Linked DNA regions of Homo sapiens: region 2 is linked to region 1. The links are chromatin loops, found by intact Hi-C in ENCODE. Cell type or tissue: ascending aorta. All regions are shown on one strand. Each heading gives the region's core, and the rest is flanking DNA. Links, peaks and the distances in the headings are about the cores only. Region 1 overlaps NRN1 (neuritin 1). Region 2 has its middle 68 kb from the start of NRN1.

Region 1 (10,748 bases), core at 1-2,500:
TTCTGCCCAGCCCCAGGTGGAGTCTATCCTTCTCTACCAGGTCCCTCAGAACTCTGCCCTCATCTGGGCGTACATAAAAAAAAAAAAAAAAAAAAAAAAAAGAGCAATTTAGGCATCCTTTAGCAGGGGCAATTCCACAGACAGTCTGCAGGAAAGCTGTCCTCCCTGGGCCTCCTAATGTCCAAATGTTGCTGTTTATTACAAGTTGAGGAACCTGGAAGCTCTGTGTCCCTCCAGTACTCATAAATTAACACAGTGCCTGCCTTCAATGTGCTTACAGTCCAGGCCAGCCAGCAGAAGGAAGAGAGAGGAGAAAATACAACCAAACCATGTAGAAGGCAGGTGCCTGTGACCTGGTGCTCAAGGCCCGGGGCAGGTGGGGACCAGCCCGGAGTTACAGAGAGGCGCAGACCGACCCAGCTCTGAAAGGAGACAGCGCCCCAGGAATCGATCACGGGTTGGGATTATATTTAGTCTCAGGATCTATTTTGGGTTTTCAGAAGAAAGGGGGACAGTCAAAAGGGACAGGTTGGATGAAGGTTGTGGGGGTGGGTCTAGGAGCTGAGCCTGGGAGGAGGAAGTGGTTGAGTTAGGCGCCAGGCTCCGTGAACTGACCGCAAGAGGAGGACAGAGGGTGGGGAGTCCTCGAAGGTTGGCAGAGGTGGGCACCACGCCTTCCCCGCAGTTCCGGCCTTGGAGGCTGGCGCTACATCCTGAAAGCTGTGGGGAGGAAGCCCCATGGGGCCCAAGCCCACGGAAAAGACTGGGGAGGGAGAAACAGGAGGGACCCAACGCGCAGGCCTGGGACACTTGGATTCGCAAGAGCAGATGAAGGCTACGAGGCCGGCCCCAGGTGCTCGGCCACTAACACTCACCGACCCCGGGGAGAAGAGAGGCAGGCAGGAGTCTCCAGGCCGAATCTGAGCCGGGAACTGTGGAGAGCAAGGAGGATCCAGGCAGGTTGTGGGAAGGAGGAAGAGGAAGTGGGGAACAGAAGAGAGGAAAGCAGACGGAACGGAAAAAGAAAGAAAGGGAAATTCAGGAGAACGGAAAACAAAAGGAAGAGGTAGTAGGTGGAGGGAGAGAATGAGGGCGAAGGCGAGAGTACCGCGGCGTGGAGAAGGAGGGAGACAGAAGGGGCGAGGGGGAGGAGAATGTAAGAAGCCCCGAGGGGAGGGCCGTGCTCAGAGCTAGTAACCCATCTTGCAAGCTAAGAGGCATTAATGGGCGGCAGCTTGCGAGGCTTAGCACTGTTTTCCTAGCTTTCCCCGAGGAGGGCGAGCAATCTGTTTGCGGAGGCCGAGGTGCCAGCGCGCCACAGCGGGTGCACGGCCCGGCTCCCGGCTGCCTAGTCCTCTCCCGGCAACTGGAAGGGAAAACCAGACAGGAGGGGGCGCCCCCCCACCCCCGCTTTAGACAGCCGCTTCTGGGGTAGGCGGAGGTCCCGCGAGTCCCGACCTCGCGCAGGCCAGGCGCCAGGGCGGTGAAGAGAAGGTAGGGAGGGGACACCCCGGGAAGTTGGCGGGGCCGCCAGCGGGGAGGCGCAGGGGCGCAAGCCCGGGGTGTTCCCGGCGTCCCAAGTGAACCTGCTTGTTCTGTTTTGTTCTGTTCCTCACCAGATACTGGGAGGATTTCCACAGCTGCACGGTCACAGCCCTTACGGATTGCCAGGAAGGGGCGAAAGATATGTGGGATAAACTGAGAAAAGAATCCAAAAACCTCAACATCCAAGGCAGCTTATTCGAACTCTGCGGCAGCGGCAACGGGGCGGCGGGGTCCCTGCTCCCGGCGTTCCCGGTGCTCCTGGTGTCTCTCTCGGCAGCTTTAGCGACCTGGCTTTCCTTCTGAGCGTGGGGCCAGCTCCCCCCGCGCGCCCACCCACACTCACTCCATGCTCCCGGAAATCGAGAGGAAGATCCATTAGTTCTTTGGGGACGTTGTGATTCTCTGTGATGCTGAAAACACTCATATAGGATTGTGGGAAATCCTGATTCTCTTTTTTATTTCGTTTGATTTCTTGTGTTTTATTTGCCAAATGTTACCAATCAGTGAGCAAGCAAGCACAGCCAAAATCGGACCTCAGCTTTAGTCCGTCTTCACACACAAATAAGAAAACGGCAAACCCACCCCATTTTTTAATTTTATTATTATTAATTTTTTTTGTTGGCAAAAGAATCTCAGGAACGGCCCTGGGCCACCTACTATATTAATCATGCTAGTAACATGAAAAATGATGGGCTCCTCCTAATAGGAAGGCGAGGAGAGGAGAAGGCCAGGGGAATGAATTCAAGAGAGATGTCCACGGACGAAACATACGGTGAATAATTCACGCTCACGTCGTTCTTCCACAGTATCTTGTTTTGATCATTTCCACTGCACATTTCTCCTCAAGAAAAGCGAAAGGACAGACTGTTGGCTTTGTGTTTGGAGGATAGGAGGGAGAGAGGGAAGGGGCTGAGGAAATCTCTGGGGTAAGAGTAAAGGCTTCCAGAAGACATGCTGCTATGGTCACTGAGGGGTTAGCTTTATCTGCTGTTGTTGATGCATCCGTCCAAGTTCACTGCCTTTATTTTCCCTCCTCCCTCTTGTTTTAGCTGTTACACACACAGTAATACCTGAATATCCAACGGTATAGATCACAAGGGGGGGATGTTAAATGTTAATCTAAAATATAGCTAAAAAAAGATTTTGACATAAAAGAGCCTTGATTTTAAAAAAAAAAGAGAGAGAGATGTAATTTAAAAAGTTTATTATAAATTAAATTCAGCAAAAAAAGATTTGCTACAAAGTATAGAGAAGTATAAAATAAAAGTTATTGTTTGAAATGGGGGTGTCGTTTGTTTCCTACCCCAACCTGCTTTCTTGACCCAGTTCTCAGGGAACCTGAAGGGACACAGGATGCCGGTGATAAGCTCACCTCTTCAGGAAGCCGCTTCAAGCAGACCTGCCACCTTCAAGCAGACCCTCCTCACTTAAGCCACTTGGCCACTTCCCCGAAACCGTGCTTCCTTAAAAAAGAGAAAATGAAAGTTGTTTTTAAATTAATTACAAAGCAGAGATTCTTTCTGTTTGAGATTTAGAGGAACTGGGCTTGCTCGCACAGGCAGACAATGCCAGTGGCCGGCCGTCTGCCCCCGCCTCAGGCGGGCCGGAGCCCTAACCACGATCCTCGCAGGCTCGGCCTAACCACGATTCGCCTCTTCCTGTGCGGTGGCCAGAGGCAGCTTGCGAAGGAACCGCCATTAAGGGCTCCAGCAGAGGGGCCGAGAGGCTGTGTTCCCTGGCAGGGATCAGGTGAATCCTTTCATAATTAATAAGACAGCTCAGCTGAAATGGCGAGGAGACGGGCCCTATTGATCTGGCAGTGGGGCTGATTCCACCTCTCCTATTTATAGGCCCCGCATGGCCTTAAAGAGAAGTAAACATTCCGGAGTAAATGGGCAGAGGCGACCCGGGTCCGGGGACTGCAGGCCTGGAGTAGGCGGGGGAGAAAGAACTGCATGCAGGTCTCTGGGTTCAGAGAAATCGAAATCTGATTTCTTGGAGAAGGTGGCTGTGGGAGGAAGCTGCGGGGGCCCCGGGGGGGGGGGACGGGGGAAGGGAGGAGGATGGAGAGAGACCAAGGGGGCTGCAGCAGGTTCCCGCACGAAGCCCGCCGCCCGCTGCGGGGAGGGTGGGCCCGGGCTCTGAAATGCAATGTGTAAACAATTGCTAGTGTAACAGTTCATAAATCAAACCCAGTGAGTCGCAGCCCAATCTGCATTCCCCCCACGGATTGAATTCCAGCAACACATGCGTCCCTGCGCCCGGAGCGCTGGAAGCTGCACGGATTCTTAATGGCAGCATATATTACGGCCGCGCGTTCACGCACGCGCCGCTCGGGGCCACTCCGGGGAATCGTTTCGCCCGCTAACTCCCACCCAGTCCCCTCCTCCCGACGGAGGTCTCAGTCAAAACCCGGGTTCTCAGTCAAAACCAAAGCAGATCCGCGCTACCTGCGCGGGGTGGTCACCCACCAGCAAACGCTCGGGGTTTTGGAAAATAGTTGCATTTTGTTGGTTTCGTTTCAATGGTTATTTTCGGTCTGCGTATAAATAGGATGATTCTAACTGGAGTTCAACCCCTGGAATTCAAATTAGAATGTCTGTGCCTATCTTAAATACGAATCTATTTAACAAGGAGGAGAACCAGGATAAAGAGGGAGGGTCTTCTCCATTTTTGCCATCGTAGCACGCCGCCTCCTATCAGTATCTTTTCCTCTACATATTGGGGGCAAACAAGTGCTCACAACTAAGCCCATTGCTTGTCAAAATAAAAGGCAGGCGCCCTTCTGCTCCGACTGTGGAGAGAAGGGAAACCCCCCCACGACCCACAGAGGACGCCCCTCCCCTAGCAGCGCGGGCTTCCTACTCGGAAATCAATGTCCTGGAAGATCTAGGAAGAGGCAGGCTAAGGGCGGGGCAGAAGGGGCGAGGGGGCGGGGACTGGGAGCGCGGGCTGGTCTGCTCTCCTAACAGGGTTCTTCTCTAGGAACCCCTGGCTCCTACTGCTGTTCCAACTGCTTCCCAGACGGGGCCGCCCTAGAGGAAGGGCGCCCTCTCCCCTCTCTCAGCCCCTCCACGCGCTTCCAAGCCCCCACGCCACGGAGTCCCAGATCGCCCTGGGAATCTCCAAACCTTATCGTCCTGTCTGGGGCTCCCTTGTCTGTCCCAAGCCGAGGACCACGCTCACGTGAGCACGGAGATATCCCTGGGAACGCAGGGCCGCGAGTCTTGGAAACGCAGGCTTCCGCAACTGGAGCGTTAGAGAACGTTTCTTCTTGTGGTGATTGTTTAGATTATTATCGCGCCGTCTTCGGCTATAATTTGCCGTTTAATCATGATGACATCTCCATATGTTGGTTGATGTTACCGGTTTTAAGCAGCAAAGCTGCTAGCCTCGTTGGCAGTTCAGGGAGATGACATTAACCAGGGCGAGCATGCCCCACTGATGAGATGGTGGGAGTATTGGGAGTGGGACGGAGTGGGCTTCAGGCACAGAGGACATCGTCATACCTACCTCCTCCCCACGTCGGAGTAGCCTCTCCGTATCTTCCCACAGCCCGTGGCTCTTCAAGTGGCCCACTCAGGCTGGCTTCGAGCCTTTGAGGAGCTGTTGGGATTAGAGAAGGACCTCCTTTATCACATCCTCTGTCCTAGTAAGTTCAAGACAAGGTAGTTCACTTGAGTACCGTGTCTGACAATCCTTATTATGAACATGTCAGGCCAGTTCCAGAGCCCTGCCTGGGCCCGAGGAACTCCAGGGCCCGTGGGAAAGGAAATCGGACGGAGGGAGGAAACTGGCACGAGAAAAAGGACTCGAGCGTGGAAAATGGGGGACACGGGGAGAAACGAGGGGGAAAAAGATCCGGAAGTAGGGTTAGAAGGGAAGAAAGGTGGGCGATCACCTGAAACACAAAAGGAGATGATGGAGAAGCTTGGAGACGCAGATAGAGCTCTGGGCAAGAGCTAAGGGACAAAGATGACCTTGGGACTTATTTTCATTCAGAACCCCCAGAGAAGAAAAGGCGCACAAGAACCTTGACACAAATTCTCCTTCTGCGGACGCAGAGATCTTTCCACTGTAATCAGTACCCCCAGAGGGCCAGGGCCGCCGGGAACCTGGCGTCTTGGTGCTGGACGGACCGAGGCAGGAGCGCCAGCCCCGAGCCTTCTCCCGGAGCCCACCCCAGGAAATCCGATGAGTCAGCCAAAGATGGAGCCAGAGATTTCCCCCTTGCCGAATTCTCCCTCAAATATCAGGAAGGTATTCAACCATTATCTCCCCGCCACCCCCACTTTTCCCTACAATACACGAGCTCTAGCTTTCACGCTGGCCGTCCATCCTCTGGAGCTGTCTACCGCCCCGACCCAGGGGCACGCGAGGGAAGGATCCCTAGCCACTCAGAACACCTACCAGGGGAAATCAAAGCGTTGGTCTCCTCCCCATCACCGCCCCCCGCTCCCCTCCCAGACGTGAAAACGAAGTGGTGAGCTGGGGGTGGGGGGTAGGAACGGAAAGGAGCGGCTGAGGACGCCAGCTTAGGGCTCCGGAAGACACCGCACCCCCCACCCCGCCCACACCTCCACACCCGGTCCCAAATCATCGTACCTCCCTAGGCTAAGGAGTCTAGCAACTTTGTAATCTTGTAGCTTGTGGTTCCCCCACCAACCCCTCCACTACCCAAGAGAAGAACAGTGTAGAGAAAGCACCCCCTGCAGGGCCCTTTTGGAGGTTAACTCTTGGGCAGCCTCGGCCCCCAAACCCGAATGCCGGCGGGAGAAGAGTTAGCCCAAACCCTGCCCAGCCCCAGGAGAGGAACCTCAGCTTGGCCCCACCGAACTCCGGCCATCCCGGCAGGCGCACGGAGAAGGCCCTTTCTCCCCACTCCACCCCCACCGGGTGAGGGGAGGAGAGTGTAACATTTGCGCCCAGAGTTGCGCCCTGGAAGGACGCAGCCTTTAGTGTGGCTTCCAAGAGCCAGGACTTCGGAGCCGGAACACTCCTGTTCCCACCTGCATGACCATGGGCGGGATACTGAACCCCGCTATACCTCAGTTTCCTCCTCTGTAAAATAACGATAATAATACTTACCTCATAGGATTGTACCTTGTATCAAATGAGACAGTATAGGTAAAGCTCTTTCGGACAACATGCCAGTTACCTCGTGCTAGGTAGTACTAATTTAATTTCCTCAGGTGGATCTCACCGAATTCTTCAAAATAACCTTGAGAACCTCATTCTTTTAATATTTTGGGAGCAGTTATTCTTTATGGTAAAGCGTTTTAAATTCCTCTTACTGCAGGCTACTACCCAGTGATCCATCATCCTCTCTGGCCTTCTCAAAGGATGTTCTAGATAAGCTCCTTGAGTTCAAATAGCCAGGTCGCTCAACAATGTGTGCACCCCCAGACTCTACTCCACCCCATCCCCCTCAGTGCCCAGGCCAGACCCCTGGCTTTTGCTTTCTGCAAACCCCCAACTAGAGTGGCCAGGTTCTCCCAGCATGGGATTTCTCCTGTATCTTCCTTGACAACTTCTCTTCCCTGCCCCCGCTCACTCCCACCATTTATCTTAAATTCCTCTCCCAACATTGAAAAATGTAATGAAGTTATTGTAAACAATGAAGCAATTCAAGAGTACAGAGAGGGAAGAAAACATCCTCCCTCCACTAATAAATGGTAGCAGGTTGACGTGTGTTCTTCCATGCCTTTCCCCGTGCTGTTACACACATATACACACATACATATATGGAGGTTGGCTTTGGGTTTCGCTTTGTTTCATTTCTGCAAAATTGTAATATGTATTTCTCTGCAACCAAATTCCTCAAGAGCAATAGTTAAATATCTCCTTTTAAATGGTGACATAATTCCTTCTATTGATGAATATTTAAGTTTTTCAAGGTTTTTTGTACTGTATAAGTATTGTGTTCATAAATATTCCTGTTCAAACAACGTTATGTACTAGTATTTTAATTTCTTCAATACAATAGGCTTGATCAAAGTTGGATTGCTGGGCAGAAAGGTATGTATGTGTGCTTTTCATTTGAGAAGATGTTTGTTTACTTTCCCAAAGGATGTAGAGATTCCCTGCATCCTTATCAACACTGTATGCTAACACTTTTTGCCTTTTTTGTCAACCCAGTAAGTAACCTTGCTGCTCTGGAAGGTCAGGCTTTCCCACCATCTGCATTAGATTCCTTGGGTCCCTCCCAGGCCCTGATCACCACCAGAGTGTCCTCCTGCACTGGTGGGGAAGGGTCAGCTGGACTTTGGGTTCCCCTCCCCAGGAGCAGTGGCAAGGGCTTCGCAGGGAGTGACTTTTGTGCAAAGTCAGGCATAACTAGTCCTGGAAGACCCTGGCTCTCACTGGCTAATCTAATCAAAATGCCTCGGGGAGTTTAGGGCTTGGACCGTGCTGGGCTGGCTCAGTGAGTGATTGTGAACTGGCAGAGGTGGGGCTCAGCTGCATGTCTCCCCACTGCTCCTGCAGTTTCCATTCGGGACACTCAGCCTGAGCCAGCTCTGCACCGAGGCTGCGATCCCCCGGCCTGTCTGCAGTGGAGGGCCAGCGATGGAAGGAGGCAGCAAAGGAAAAGAAAACAGCAACCACAGAACAAGGGCGGCAAAGATGACAGCTGAACTTTTCTTTTCCTCTCCCACCCACCCAGAGAGTCTGAGAGGCTTCTGTGAGCAGGATCCAACCCATGGAGAGCGACAAGGAAGGCTGAACCATCTAGGGGGATTCAGGGTACAGAGATCTAGATTGCACTGTCTCTTCTCTCTCATCACTCCCACCCCACCACATTTACTCTAACTTTTTAAAAACTTTAACTTTCATTGAGCACTTACTACATGCTAGGTGTTACGGTGAAGCTTTACAAACATCATCCCATCTCCTTCACAATTTCTGTAAGAGGATTGTATTATCCCCATTTTACAGATGATGAGCTGAGGTTTGGAGAGAGGTTAGTAACTTGCCTAAGACCAGCAAGGAGCAAGAGCGAGAGCTGACCTTTGAATGCTAACCTGTTTGGGGAACCTGCCTTAAGAGATCACTTCGCTTTGCTTGTTCTATTACTATTTTGAGGCAAAGAAACACAAAGAAAAAACACAACAAATAAATTTAAGTCCTGTGGTAAGCAGAAAAACGTCCTTGCAAAAATGTCTGTGACTCAATCCCTGGAACCCGTAAATGTGTTAGTTAATGTGGTAAAAAGAGAATTAAGGTTGCAGGTGGAATTAGACTGCTAAATCGGCTGCCTTTAAAATAGGGAGTTTATCCTGGATTATCCCTAGAGGCCAATGTAATAACAAAGGTCTTTAAAAGTGGAAGAGGAAAAAAGAAGAGGTCAGAGTCATGTGATGGGAAGATTCAACCCACCCTTGCTGGCTTTGAAGATAGAGGAAGAGGCCAGAAACCAAGGAATTTGGGCAGCCTCTAGAAACTAGAAAAAAAAAAAAAAAGAAAACTGATTCCTCCCTAGTGTCTTCAGAAAGAAATGCGCCCCAGTGATTTTAGCCCAGTAACCAATGTCAGACTTCTGACCTTCAGAACTAATGGCAAGATAATAAAATCCTATTATTTAAGCCATCAAATTTGTGGAAATTTGTTAAAACTGCAAATAGAAAACTAGTACAAGTCATTATTTGCACTGTACCAGTTTAGTTAAGGGAACACATCACACCAGTGAGGCCTGAGGGTTCAGGATGTATGTGTACTAGGGATTTCTCAGGGCCCTTCTTTGTCCATGTGTGCATTCAGAGGAGACAGCAGCTTCATTTCAACGTGGGGTGATGGTGTTTGTGAGAAAAAGAAGACATTGTAGAATTAATTTCTAAGGACAAAAAACAAAACAAAACAAAACAAAAACCTTGTGTTGATTTTTCACAATGTCTCGTCATAGAATCTTTTTTTGTTATTTTTTCCCCTATGTTGTGCCCTTTTTAGCTGTAAGACCTTCCTGTTTTCTTTCTTTCCCTCCAGTAATTTAATGGACATGCAGTTCTATTAAAGGAGTTATTGGTTTCTGTAACCATCACAGGCCTGCCCAGATATGAAAAGTTCATTGTCACAGTGATAGATGACTTGAGATACATTCATGAAAAATCTATCACCAGGTAGTTATTCTCTCGATAAATCACGGCGACTAATATTAGCTACATACCTCATCACCTGGACAAATCACATGTTGAATTGCTTTTAATGGGGGTTGCATTTCCAACTTTTACATTTCCCAGGACACAGAAGGAATGGGTTCAGTCTCTATGGAATGCCTAGAATGAATCCCTTGCTGTGGATGTGGTAAGAAGGGAGAAACACAGGAAGACACCAAACCAGACAAACCTCAGGCAGCCACTGCCTTTCACATCGAGAGACACTCCTTAAAATAGTCCAAGTCCCTAGTAAAGAGGAGAAGGGAGAAAAGGACATGTTTGTCCATCCTTGATTTGTTAATCAAGTCACAAATTGCTTTGTTTACATTAAGACACCACCATGGGAGTCTCTTCTTGATTAAGAAAGAAGCAACACCAAACAAGCAAGCTTGTGGGGATGCCAGGCTGGATAATTAACTTCAGCGCGCCTTCCTGACCCGGTTGCCACAGACTGCAGTGCCTGGGCCTGCCTCAATCTTTCCATTTCCTGGGAGGGTCAGCTGAGCTTCAGCAAGTGACTATAAAAAATGGCTTTCATAGTCCTCAAAGTCCTCTGCTTGTCTCCTCAGGGTGTCACCTGAAACAAGTTGGATTGCGCTCTCACTGAGGCAGGGAGAGAAATCCCAAGCAAAGTGGGTCATTTAACTCTGGCCAAACACAAATTCTTCAAAACAGGCAACTTTGAAGGGGATAAGGAACATCAAAGCACATGGGAGGCACATCCATCAATCCCTGTCCAGAGACATGATGGTCCAGCCATGTGGCAGCCAGGTCTCCCAGAGGCTTGTATACTCTCAGCCGGCCTGGCAGTCATGTTGGTATCACGCACACCTTCCACCTGTTGCACTGCACCCTTTGTGCAGCGTGTTTTCCTGTGTAACCATTCTTCTCCCATCCTCTTGTAATATTTTCTGCTCTTTGGAACATAACATGGGGAAAACTGCATTTCCTCACTTGCTTTGTTTATTGGGGTTGTGGTATATTGTTTCCTATTTCTGAATAGCCCTTGGACACTTTTGTAGATGGCAGAGAAAAATGCCTCCAATTCTGCCC
Region 2 (10,748 bases), core at 2,983-5,482, 59 kb after region 1:
CAGCTTTCTGAATCCTGGAAAAACCATTACATCTGAGAAGTCTGCTCAGCAAATCAATGAGATGCACTGAAAGCTGCAACACCTGCAGCCAACGTTGGTCAACAGAAAGGGCCAATTCTCTTCCACAACAACACTTGACCACATGTCAGACAACCAACACTTCAAAAGTTGAACAAATTGGGCTATGAAGTTTTGCCTCATCTGCCATATTCACCTGATCTCTCCTCAAGCAACTACCACTTCCTCAAGCACCTCAACAACTTTGTGCAGGAAAAACATTTTCAAAACCAGCAGAAGGTAGAAAATGCTTTCCAAGAGTTCACCAAATCCTGAAGGATGGTTTTTTGTGCTACAGAAATAAACTTATTTCTCATTAGGAAAAATGTGTTGAATGTAATGGTTCCTATTTTGGCTAATAAAGATGTGTTTGGCCTAGTTATAATGACTTAAAATTCATGGTCCAAAACTACAATTACTTTTGCACCAAACTAATACTTATTTGCCTAATCTATTCTTGACCTCCCTTCCTTATCCAAAAATGAGAGCTGCACACTCTTACCCTTCTTCTTCCCAGACATTTTTACTTTATATTTTAAAGTAATTAAAAACAATAGAAGAATGAATTTCTTTTGCCTTATTTATTCCATTTAAAGCATTCCATATATCCTTGTGTGGATCAAAGCTTCTTTCTGTTATCATCTTCTGTCTGCCTTAAGAGCTTCCTTTAACATTTCTAGCATGGTAGGCCTTCTGGAAATGAATTCTCTCAGTTTTGGTTTGTATGAGAGAGTCTTTATTTTTCCTGCATTTTTGGAAGATATTTTCACTGGGTATAGAATTTGGATCTTGTTCCATTGCCTTTGGCTTTCATGATTTCTGTTGAGAAGTCTGCTGTAATACTTGTCTGTGTTCCTCCATAGGAACACAGACTAGACACTTGCACCAGTATCTTAATTATTGTCTCTTTTTCCCCCCTCAAAATTTTCCCTTTGTATTTCATTTTCAGTAAGTTCAATTTGATACACCTAAGTGTGTTGGTGTTTTCTGAACTTCATGGATCTATGATTTGTTGTCTGTCATCAATATTGGAAAATTCTTGGCCTTTGTTTCTCTCCTTGTTTATTGTATTGAACTATCTTTGGCTCCAGATGCTGTAAGAAATTTTGTTCCTAACTGTCTTTCAGAACTTGGCAAATGGAGTCAGTTTTCAGTCTGCATTGACCTGAGCCCTTAAAACAGTAAGTAGCTAGAACTTTATTTTGCTGGCAGTATGAAAGCCACAGAAGATTTTTGAGTAGAAGAGAAGTTTAATCACAACTGTATTTTGAGAGGACATAACTGTAAATGAAGAAAAAAATGGACTTAAGTTGGTAGAGACTGAAAGCAGGGAGAATAATTAAGATACTTGTGCAAGTGTCTAGGTAAGAAGAGAATCACAAAAAAACATGAGCAATAAATGCCTCTGGGAGAGATTTTGCAGGGGTACATTTCTAACAGAATTTTCCAGATTATAGTTAGTACTGAACCACAGTTATGCAGACTACTAACAGAAATGCTGATAATTTTTATATGTTTTTTTAATGTGTGGAAAACTCTGTGGCTGATGAAGTTAAACAGGTTTCTAAATTGCAGAACTTCTCAAAGCATTTTATATGATAATCTCTAAAAGAGAGCTATAACTTGTAGTGTTTCCCAAACTTATTGGCCAAAGACTACTGTTCTCATAATGCCTCCAATAACATCTCCTGTGTTTCACGGAGCATCAGTTTGAAATACTGCTCAACAAAACTGCAAATATTTGAATACAGTATTAAGGAGTTAAGGAGGGGGTGAAGGAGAGAGAGGAAGGTGTTGACCACAACTCTGAGGTTTTCATCCTGAGTCATTAACTGGATGGTGATGTCAAAACTAAGATAGGAACATGAGAGGAGTAGCAGGCTTGGAGCAAAAATGAGAAATTCACTTTGGGGCATAAAAATAAGACCCTGGAAAGGAGAATGGTTCTTTGATATTTCCTATAAGAGTGATTCATCTCTGCATAGGAAATTTCCAACTTACTTAATAAAAAATAAACCTTACATCCTCTAAGGCCATTAACTAGAGCAAAAATCTATCTACAAAGAGAAAGCTGATTTCCAAACACTTGGCTATGGTATCCTAATATTTCTTTCCCTTTGGACCTCTCCACATTATTGCAACCACCATCATGATGGCCTTTGGGAAGGACACTGCTCACCCTTGTAAGTAAATCTCTGACTCAAATGAGAAAACACGACCTTCACATCAATACCCAATAGCATGGCTGAGACAGAGCTGGAATTTTACTAAAGATTTTGACTAGGAAAAGAAATATAGTCACAAGAAACTGAAATATGCCCTACAAACTACTACTTTCTCATGTTCCATTTGAGGCCTAATCAGTTTTCCCTCCTTCCCTCTCTTATGAAGGCCATTGCTACTTCCCTCTCTGAGGAGCCACCTGAAAGATAAGTCCAAAGTCTCGACTCTGATGGTCAGTGTGTCACACAGTAACTGCCTGACACATATTGAGTGCTTACTGACACACTTAGTAAACACTGTTGAGTTAACCAAATTTTGTTTAGAGAAAAGCAGTTTTTTTTTCCTGCCCCCAGAGTCTTGTTTTCTCCATTCTGGTTTTCTGAATAAGGACCAAACTTGTTTTCATGTGACTGTCAGTAGGAATAGCTACTACTCCCCATCCAGGAGAAAATACAAGCTTTTCCTTGTGAGCCTCGGTATGACAACCACAAAACACAACACAAATTACAAAATGCAAAACACAGTAACCTCAACCTTTACTGAATATACCCAGGGGTCCTATGTAGGCAGAGGGTAGCTCTGTTGCAGGACAGGTATGGCTACTGCAAAGGAATGAATTCAACCTTGAAGAGAATCTGGTTGTGAGCAAATGAAGTGCGGTGAGGTAGAGGAGAAAGAAGAATGATTTGAGTGCTGTTGGCCTTCTCCAGGTGTTTGAGACCAAGTACAATGAGGTCCAGGGACATTAATCACACTTGTTAGTTTCCTTCTTCATAGGTATGTCCAATCAAGGTTGGTACATATTTAAAAAGGATGCAGGTGGCACGTGGCATCCCTGTTTAGAAGGAGGTTTAGGAGAATGAGGCCTCAAACAGTGCGTCCTTATGTGACTGTGTGTAAATCTAAAATCCTGGATGAGTAACTCCTTGGAAGCATTTGGAAGCAACAACCTAAGTTATCTGGCTTCTTTTGAGTGTTTCTTGGCCCTCTCCTTCACGTAGAGGTTGCTCTCTGGCAGCCCACGGCTGAATCATGCCCTCAGAGAGAGAGCTCTTCTATGGTTGGAAAGGTGTTTTGTTTTTACTTCAATTCGTTGCCAAACTTTAATAAGCCAGAGTTCACACAAAAATTCAGATGTCTAACTTCTCATGAAAAACCAGAAGGTGTGGCAGCACTGGGCCTGCAGTCCATAATCAACCAGATCCAAGTAATACCTGCCCCATCTTCAGGCCATCAGAACCCTTCCTGGCCTATTGCATTCTTGTAACTCTAGTCCCTGCGAGCTTCAAAGTGTGCAACCCCTGGTTCAGGAAAGGACTGGCTGAGGGTGCAGTCATAACTTCAGAAGTGGGCTACACTTGTGAAATCCACCTGTAGCTTCAGGAGTTCATGAAGAATTCTGCAAGGGACAGACTACTTCTCAGAACTGCTCTCCCAGTATTTTTAGCAAAGCATGCCAGATATATTCATGGCTTTCTGCATTCAAAGAAAGCTGTTATTTAGCTATGTGTTTCATTTTGATTACTTCTGATTACCATTTGGTTAAATTCTACATAAGGCAAAATTCATTTCCCTGTGATTCCTTTGAGACAGCTCCAACATTCCAAGGCATTTTGCTCACCATGGTTGGCTCTAGTCTGGTCCCCAGTGAATTTAGGAATGTAATTTAATGACTCATTTTGCAATCTAGCCAGCAAAGTGAAGGCGAGTTGGAGGGAAAATTAAGCCAGGCTGGACCACTGGCACCTTTAGGCTGGAGCTCAGCAGCTTACAGGGAAGGCCCCTTCCTATGGGCTTAAAAAGGAAGGGTCTAGGGGGCTACAGAGAGGAACACGAGGAGTTGGCTCGAACATGGTGAGGGGCACTGGGAGGGGGCAGGAAGTAGTAGGAAACCTCAGGAGAAAAGCACAGAACCAGTCAGGAGAGGGACCCTTTGGGGAAGCATTCTGCAGTAAGATTTTATTTTTATTATTTATTTATTTATTTATTTATTTATTTATTTATTTATTTATTTATTTATGTGAGACAGAGTCTTGCCCTATCGCCCAGGCTGTAATACAATGGCATGATCTCAGCTCACTGCAACCTCCACCTCCCAGGTTCAAGCGATTCTCCTGCCTCAGCCTCCCGAGTAGCTGGGAATATGGGTGCGCACCACCACACCCGGCTACTTTTTTGTATCTTTTAGTAGAGACAGCGTTTCACCATGTTGGCCAGGCTGGTCTCAAACTCCTAACCTCGTGATCCGCCCACCTTGGCCTCCCAAATTGCTGGGATTACAGGCATGAGCCACCTAGCCTGGCCAGTAAGATTTTCTTATAGCAGAAGTTTCACACTGTCCATCCCTGGATAGAACTTGGTTTACAGATGGGTCATAGTTGGCCTATACAGTGTTTGTTTTAATTCTGAGCAAATGAGGAGATTGTACAATTTTTTGAAAATCCGTATTTCTAGTTTTTCTTGGGAAAAAAAAAACAGGCCTGTAATTCTATCACTTTGGGAGGTTGAGGCAAGTGGATCGCTCATGCCCACGAGTTCAAGACCAGCCTGGGCAACATGGCAAAACCCCATCTCTACAAAAAAAAAAAAAAAAATTAAAAAATTAGCCAGGCATGGTGGCATGCACCTGTAGTCCCTGCTACTAGGGAGGCTGAGGTGGAAGGATACCTTGAGCCCAAGAAGTTGAGACTGCAGTGAACTGTGATCGTGCCAGTGCATTCCAGTCTGGGTGACAGAGCAAGACCTTATCTCAAAAAAAGAAAAAAAACAAACAAAAACAAACCAAAAAACCAGGAAGCTGTTTACAGCATTAGGCAGGCATTCCCACGTGGCACAAACCTGCTGCAGCTCAGCAAATCCTGCACCCTTGCAAGTTGATCTTCAAACAGTCCCACTACACATGCAGTGCGTGTGAACATGCTTGCCCCGGGTCCTTCTCAGTCACCAGCATCACTGACCTGCTCCAGGTCAGTGATTTGGGTTGAGAACTGGGCTTTATGGCATAGAAAAGTTGAAAGTCAACTGACCTGTGGCTAATCCTGGCTTAGCCATTTACGATCCTGTGGCCTTAGGCAAAGCGCCTCAACACACCTGCATCTCAGTTTTTCATCTGCAAAGTGGGGAGCTTGTGAAGAAATACCGTAAGGTCCTTCCCAGCTCTAACAATTATGATTTACACAAGTATAAAACCAGCAGAAAAAATATTATTTAAATTTAATATTTCATTTAAAATACCATTTAAACATTTAAATTATTTATTATTTAAAAATATTTAATACTATTAAAACATTATTAATGACAATTTTTTAAATACTTAAGTATTATTAAAATGAATTTGGCCTGAATTTGCCTTCTAAGGTGAGGAAAGGGTATGGACATAATTGTATCAAAGGGTAAACTCCTAGTGGAGGTGGGTGGATGGGGAGGTCCTGGAGCACTGGTTGTGTAAAGGGAGTCTCAGAGCCCAGCTTGGGTATGGGGTTTGGAGACAGCTGAGCTTTTCTAAGTTAAAAACAAAACAAAATCTAGGAGCAATTGAGTTTGCAGAACTGGCTGAGGATTTCAACAAAGGAAATGCCCAACAATCAATTCTCAGTTATCTGTGTTTGGGGGGTGTACATTCCTCCCGGCTGCCTACCCTGTGGGAGACGCTTTATGTGATAGGAAGTTTGTGGGGAATCCAGGGAGGAGTTGTGGCTACCTGGGTCCTTGCAGTACCACATGGCACTGCCCTGTCACACGTCAGGAGGTGAGTGACACGCAGAGCTCCCCAAGAGGATGGGGAGCAGGCATGGGGTGAGAAAGGCAAGAGCCCGCCCGACCCCACCAAACCCCACCCCTGTGGAGTCTGGGAAGAACTCAGGGCTCCCTCTGCAGGTGGTGTGGGATTGGAGCCTGTTCATTTGAATATCCACGGAGGGGCTCCTCCGCTGAAGCCTGGGATGTCTCTGGTGAGCACATGGTCCCACTCCTTCCACGGACTGCCATTTCGGATGGAAACAGAACAAAACAGAACACCCAGGGTACTGTGGCAAGTGACTGCTCATCCCCTTGGACACAGAAGTGGAAAGCAGACAGGCGCTGCCTCGTTTGCTTGGGGGCGTAATGAAGGGAAGACTCCCAGCGGTTCAGGCTGTGAATTCGTTGCTAACCTTCCTTCTCAGGTGTCTTCAGAACTGACAAGAGGCTGGGAGAGTCCCCCGGGGTCCCCTGCTGGGGTGGCCCTCGAGGAGCTCTGAGGAGCCCACCAAGGGACGTGTGTCCCAGGGCCACCGTGCAGGCAAGTGTGGTCCAACTCCTTCCTCCCTTTACAAAACTCCAGCCTCACCCACACAAACACTGGCTGACAGGCCTTCTTAAGCCTTTTTTAACTGTTCAAAGGGAAGAGGTTTGTTATGGGGCGTGTATGTGTGTTTCGTTGTCACACCTTCATTTTCACACACCGACTCCTGCCACTCTGAGGCCTTAATCCCCGGGGCAGGAACAATGTGCTTTTCAGATAAATTGTGAATGTGCCCAGAGGGACAAGCAGACGAGAGCTGTGAGGCCAGGAGGGAACAACGAGGCATCTTGCCATGAGGTGTGCAGTGGATCGGTGCTGCCAGCTCGCTGTGCCTGCTGGAGTTATAATTGCCTTTCGGGGAGCTAAGGGCCTCTCATTGTGCAGCTTCGCTCTTCCCCCACACAGTCTTTTTCCCAGCTCTGTGACCTGGGCCATGACCTAAAGCATTTTGGTGCAGCTGTCGATTTCTGGGCCACCGCCCAAAAAAGAGAGAATAGTCCTGATCAGACTCATTCATTTATTCAAACGAAGATCTCTTATGCAACCCCTGCATTCTAGCTTCTGGGAAAAGAAGTGAACATGAACGATACAGTCTCTTTTCGTATTGAACTTACAATCTTGCAGATATGAAATGACTAATTTACCATTTATTACAGCTATTATTAGTCATATAAGAAGCTACCAGAATATGAGAGAGCTTATAAAAAGATGGCCTGTCCTGATTTGAGGCGTCAGCAAAGCCTGCTCTTAGGAGCGACTGTTTTTCATTAAGTCTCAGATGTCACCAAATGTGAGACACACCATTATTGTATGTACCACTAAGAAAAAAAAAAGTTTCCAATTAAATATGACACAAGGCTGTCTTAAGACTTAAGATATTCATTTTACCTTTAATTTGACTTTTTTAATTAAATATCATTTTGTGCATAGTTAAGAGAGGAAATATAAGCAAAATAGGTTCTTAAGGAATTCCTAGAATTTCTTTACGTTCAGAATCCATTTCTTCCTAATCACTTTCAATGCAGCGTGGTTAATGTCTAGGCTTTTCCCCACAATATCATTCCCTGTGCCATTAAGAGCACTGATGATATGATATTTCTTAAGAGAATCTATAACAGAACTAAAAGCTATTGGTACTTTGCTCTTAAGCCAAATTTGCAATTATGTAGAGCTAACCTATTTTTGATTCCTGCTTGGGGAATGTTGCCACACAGATCGGATCCACTCCCGCCCCCACTCATACTACAACCATTTGCTTGCTAGGAGTTAAAAGAGTGCTCCACATTGTCTCCGGGGCTTACTGCCAAGCCGCTAACCCCATCCTGCAAGTTTTGACGCTGATGCTGTCGCTGTGTGCACAGGGGGACAACAAGGTCCCAGCAGCTGCCAGCCAACAGTCCATGCCAACGTACGCACCCTAACTTCAGAGATGTTAAAATGTAGAAAACATGCTTTAAAACCAATAAGACATAGTCATATCTAAGATAAGATCTAATGGATGAGCAAAAACTAGCCAAGTATTCTGAAGCGAGGGAGAGCAATCGTGGTGGCTCTGAGGTGGGAGAAATGGTAGTGTGTCCAGGAGATTAAAAATGCTGGGTGGCTGGTCCTCAGAAATAGAGATGAGGCAATAAGGATGAAGTTAGCTGATAGGTAGATCCTTATAAATGGTGTTAGGGATGTGGAATTTCATCCTGAAAGCAATAAGAGTCCTTTGAAAGGTTTTCCACAGGAAGTGGATATGACAGGGTGAGTAATGAGTGCAACAATGAGATATTTAAAAGATCTCTCCATTTAGAGTCTGGAGAATGGAGTGGGTGGGGCCAAACTGGATGGTGGAAGAGCCGGCACAGGCCATCACAGCCTCATGAGAAAGACTAGCAGCTTTATAATTGGAATTTGTGGCTGCATTTGTGATCGACTGGATGGAGGATGGACAGAGAAAGAGAGGAGACAAGGATGATTTCCAGGCAACTTCTTGGCTGCAGGCACAATTCCCCAAGTCAGCAAACATTGCAGCAGGACCAGGTTTGCAGGTATGAATAGCATTGGTTTATTTTATCCAATTTTATCTGGTGTACCCTTGAGACATCTAATAGATGACATGGAGGCAGAAGGATAGACAGGTCTAGAACCCAGAGCATATATCTGGGCAGAAGAAGTCCATTTGAAAGTCACCAGAGTATGCCTGGTAACCAAAGCGATGGGCATGGATGTGATTGCTTAGGAAGAGAATGTGGAATGAGGCATAAAAAGGGCCCAAGGCTGCATCTGAGGAACTGTAACATTTGAAGTTGGGTGGAAGAGGATGAGCTGTCAAAGGAGCTGAAAGAAGCAGAAGGAGGAAGAAGTAAAACCAGGAGAGCTCACCATGGAGGCCAAAGGGTGAGTGCTGGCTCCGATGTCTCCTCCAGTGGCTCCTTAGAACTTGGGCACCCCAGAGAACTGCCTCCAGAGTGTGACTTCTTTTATATTTCTACAGTGCCTTTAGCATTTGGCTCTTTTGTAAGGTGTTTTGCTTCTAATGAGCTCAATTTCATTTGCTTTGACACGGAATATACACCTACTCGTCACCTCTCCATTTGGGCAACTTTCACCCAGCTCTCAGCAAGCTCATTAATTAGGGTCCTGGTTATAAAACTACCGAATGCTCCTGAGAAGAGAGAAAGGAGAGAGATAGAAAGGTCAGGAAGGTAAAGAAAAAAATAGAAAGGCCAATGTTTATTGGGCACCTCCTCTGTCCTGTTTCTTATGCTTATCTATTCTATGCAAAACAGTGCAGGTGAGTGTCACTATGCTCACTTTATAGAAGGCAGCAGGCTCAGAGAGGTTGAATAATTTGAACAAAGTCACACAGGTAGCACATTGTGTATACAGAGTCAGGACTCCAACTTATATCCCACGTACTTGAAAAACATTTTTCAAGGGCAGTGCCTTGTAGGATACCCATGTGTGCTTGTGAAATGCAAGCATATTGTCTGTGAAGCAAAATGGCTATAGAAGAAGCTTCCAGTGTAAAACAGAGATGGTAATAGTTGACAACAGAAGTCTAAACATGAGCCTGATGAATGATCGCCATGAATAAATTTGCTCCCTTTTCCTTGTTTAATTATATTGGCGGGTTAGACTTCAGTAAAACTATGTGTGGTGTGATAGATTTATCGGTGGCAATTACAAGTGAGAAGTCTCCTCCAATGGGTGTGTTTTAATGGGAACAGCATTCAGGGGAGTTAGCGGGCATAAGCCTATTTATTTCCCTGCCTCATTTGTTAGCTCCTCTCGGCTCAGTAGGAAACGGCTGCCTAGAGTGGCCCAGATTCCCTTCAGAATAACCATGGTCCTCATAATTCTCATTAAGGTGACACTGGGTAGAGTCTGGAGAAGGAGGAGAGGCTGTTTGAGGGCCCGACAAGTTGTAACCATCCCTCTCTGTTATTTGGCAGTGATTCTTCTGTGTGCTAAATAGCCTGGAAATCAGAGAATAACAAATGTTCCTTAAATCAGCCTAAGGGTGCCAATTCCTATCTCTCTGGCCCCTAAGACAGGGTGGCAAGGTGTGAGTAGAGAAAATGGCTGTGATCCATGAGGCTGCTTCTGGGCTTTGATCATGCAAGAAGGGCAGAAGGAAGGACGGGGGCGGAGCTTTGCCATGTTACTTTTACATGCAGATAATTATCACTGGGAGCCTCCTCTTGACCTTCAAAGAGAGCATCTGTGACATGAGAGCTTAGTTCTGCAGGAACACAGTGGGCAAGGGTGCTGCCAATCCCCAAAACACTGTTTTAGATTGTGGCACCTTGACATCACATAATTAAGGGGGCCAAAACTACCAACTGGCATATTTGAAGGTTTTTTTTTCTGTGTTAAATACAGACTCCTTTGATGAAACTTTCCAGGCGGGAGTGAGGATATAGAATAAAACAGAGGTGAGAATCACTTGAAATGTGTCTGATAGCTACCTGGGGCATTCCAGAGGGTGCTTCTACCCTCCTTTCCCCATCTTTCTCCTTCCAACAAATCTAGAGGTAAACACCAAGAAGAGTTAATGAAGAGAAGAAGTTGCTCACCCTGTAGATGGAGTTGTAGCCAAAAGATCATGATTGTGTTTACTTTTTGCAAAACAACTCGGAAACTTGAGAAGGTTTCTTAGAGTCCTGAGCCCTCTTAGAGTTAGATGGAGCCATAT

Evidence for each region. Hi-C counts contacts between places; a loop is a spot of excess contacts. Peaks named below come from ENCODE experiments on the same cell type or tissue, not always from the same donor. Only the 100,000 strongest peaks of a DNase experiment are listed, where the experiment ranks them.
Region 2: it touches region 1 in a loop (2.1-fold over the local background); 6 of 110 quality-filtered maps call a loop at or near these places.

The regions. Positions count from the first base shown.
Region 1 is chr6:5,990,076-6,000,823 of GRCh38, reverse strand. NRN1 (neuritin 1) reads left to right here. Exons shown (of 3, transcript NM_016588.3): 3 at 1,620-2,825. The coding sequence ends at 1,848. It overlaps LOC105374898 (a long non-coding RNA gene), which reads right to left and starts at 9,938. Exons shown (of 2, transcript XR_926413.4): 1 at 5,059-9,938; 2 at 2,733-3,008. RefSeq lists enhancers at 304-1,209, 1,210-2,116, 1,774-2,973. In ascending aorta, for the core only: a CTCF peak has its summit at 1,391 (motif pointing right); no DNase peak of the experiment used is centred there; H3K4me3 peaks cover 1,079 bases; H3K27me3 peaks cover 1,906 bases.
Region 2 is chr6:5,933,911-5,944,658 of GRCh38, reverse strand. No RefSeq gene overlaps it. Among named protein-coding and RNA genes, the nearest start is that of NRN1, 68 kb to the left of the region's middle. RefSeq lists an enhancer at 6,480-6,981. In ascending aorta, for the core only: no CTCF peak of the experiment used is centred there; DNase peaks (open chromatin) are centred at 3,308 and 3,948; H3K27ac peaks cover 840 bases.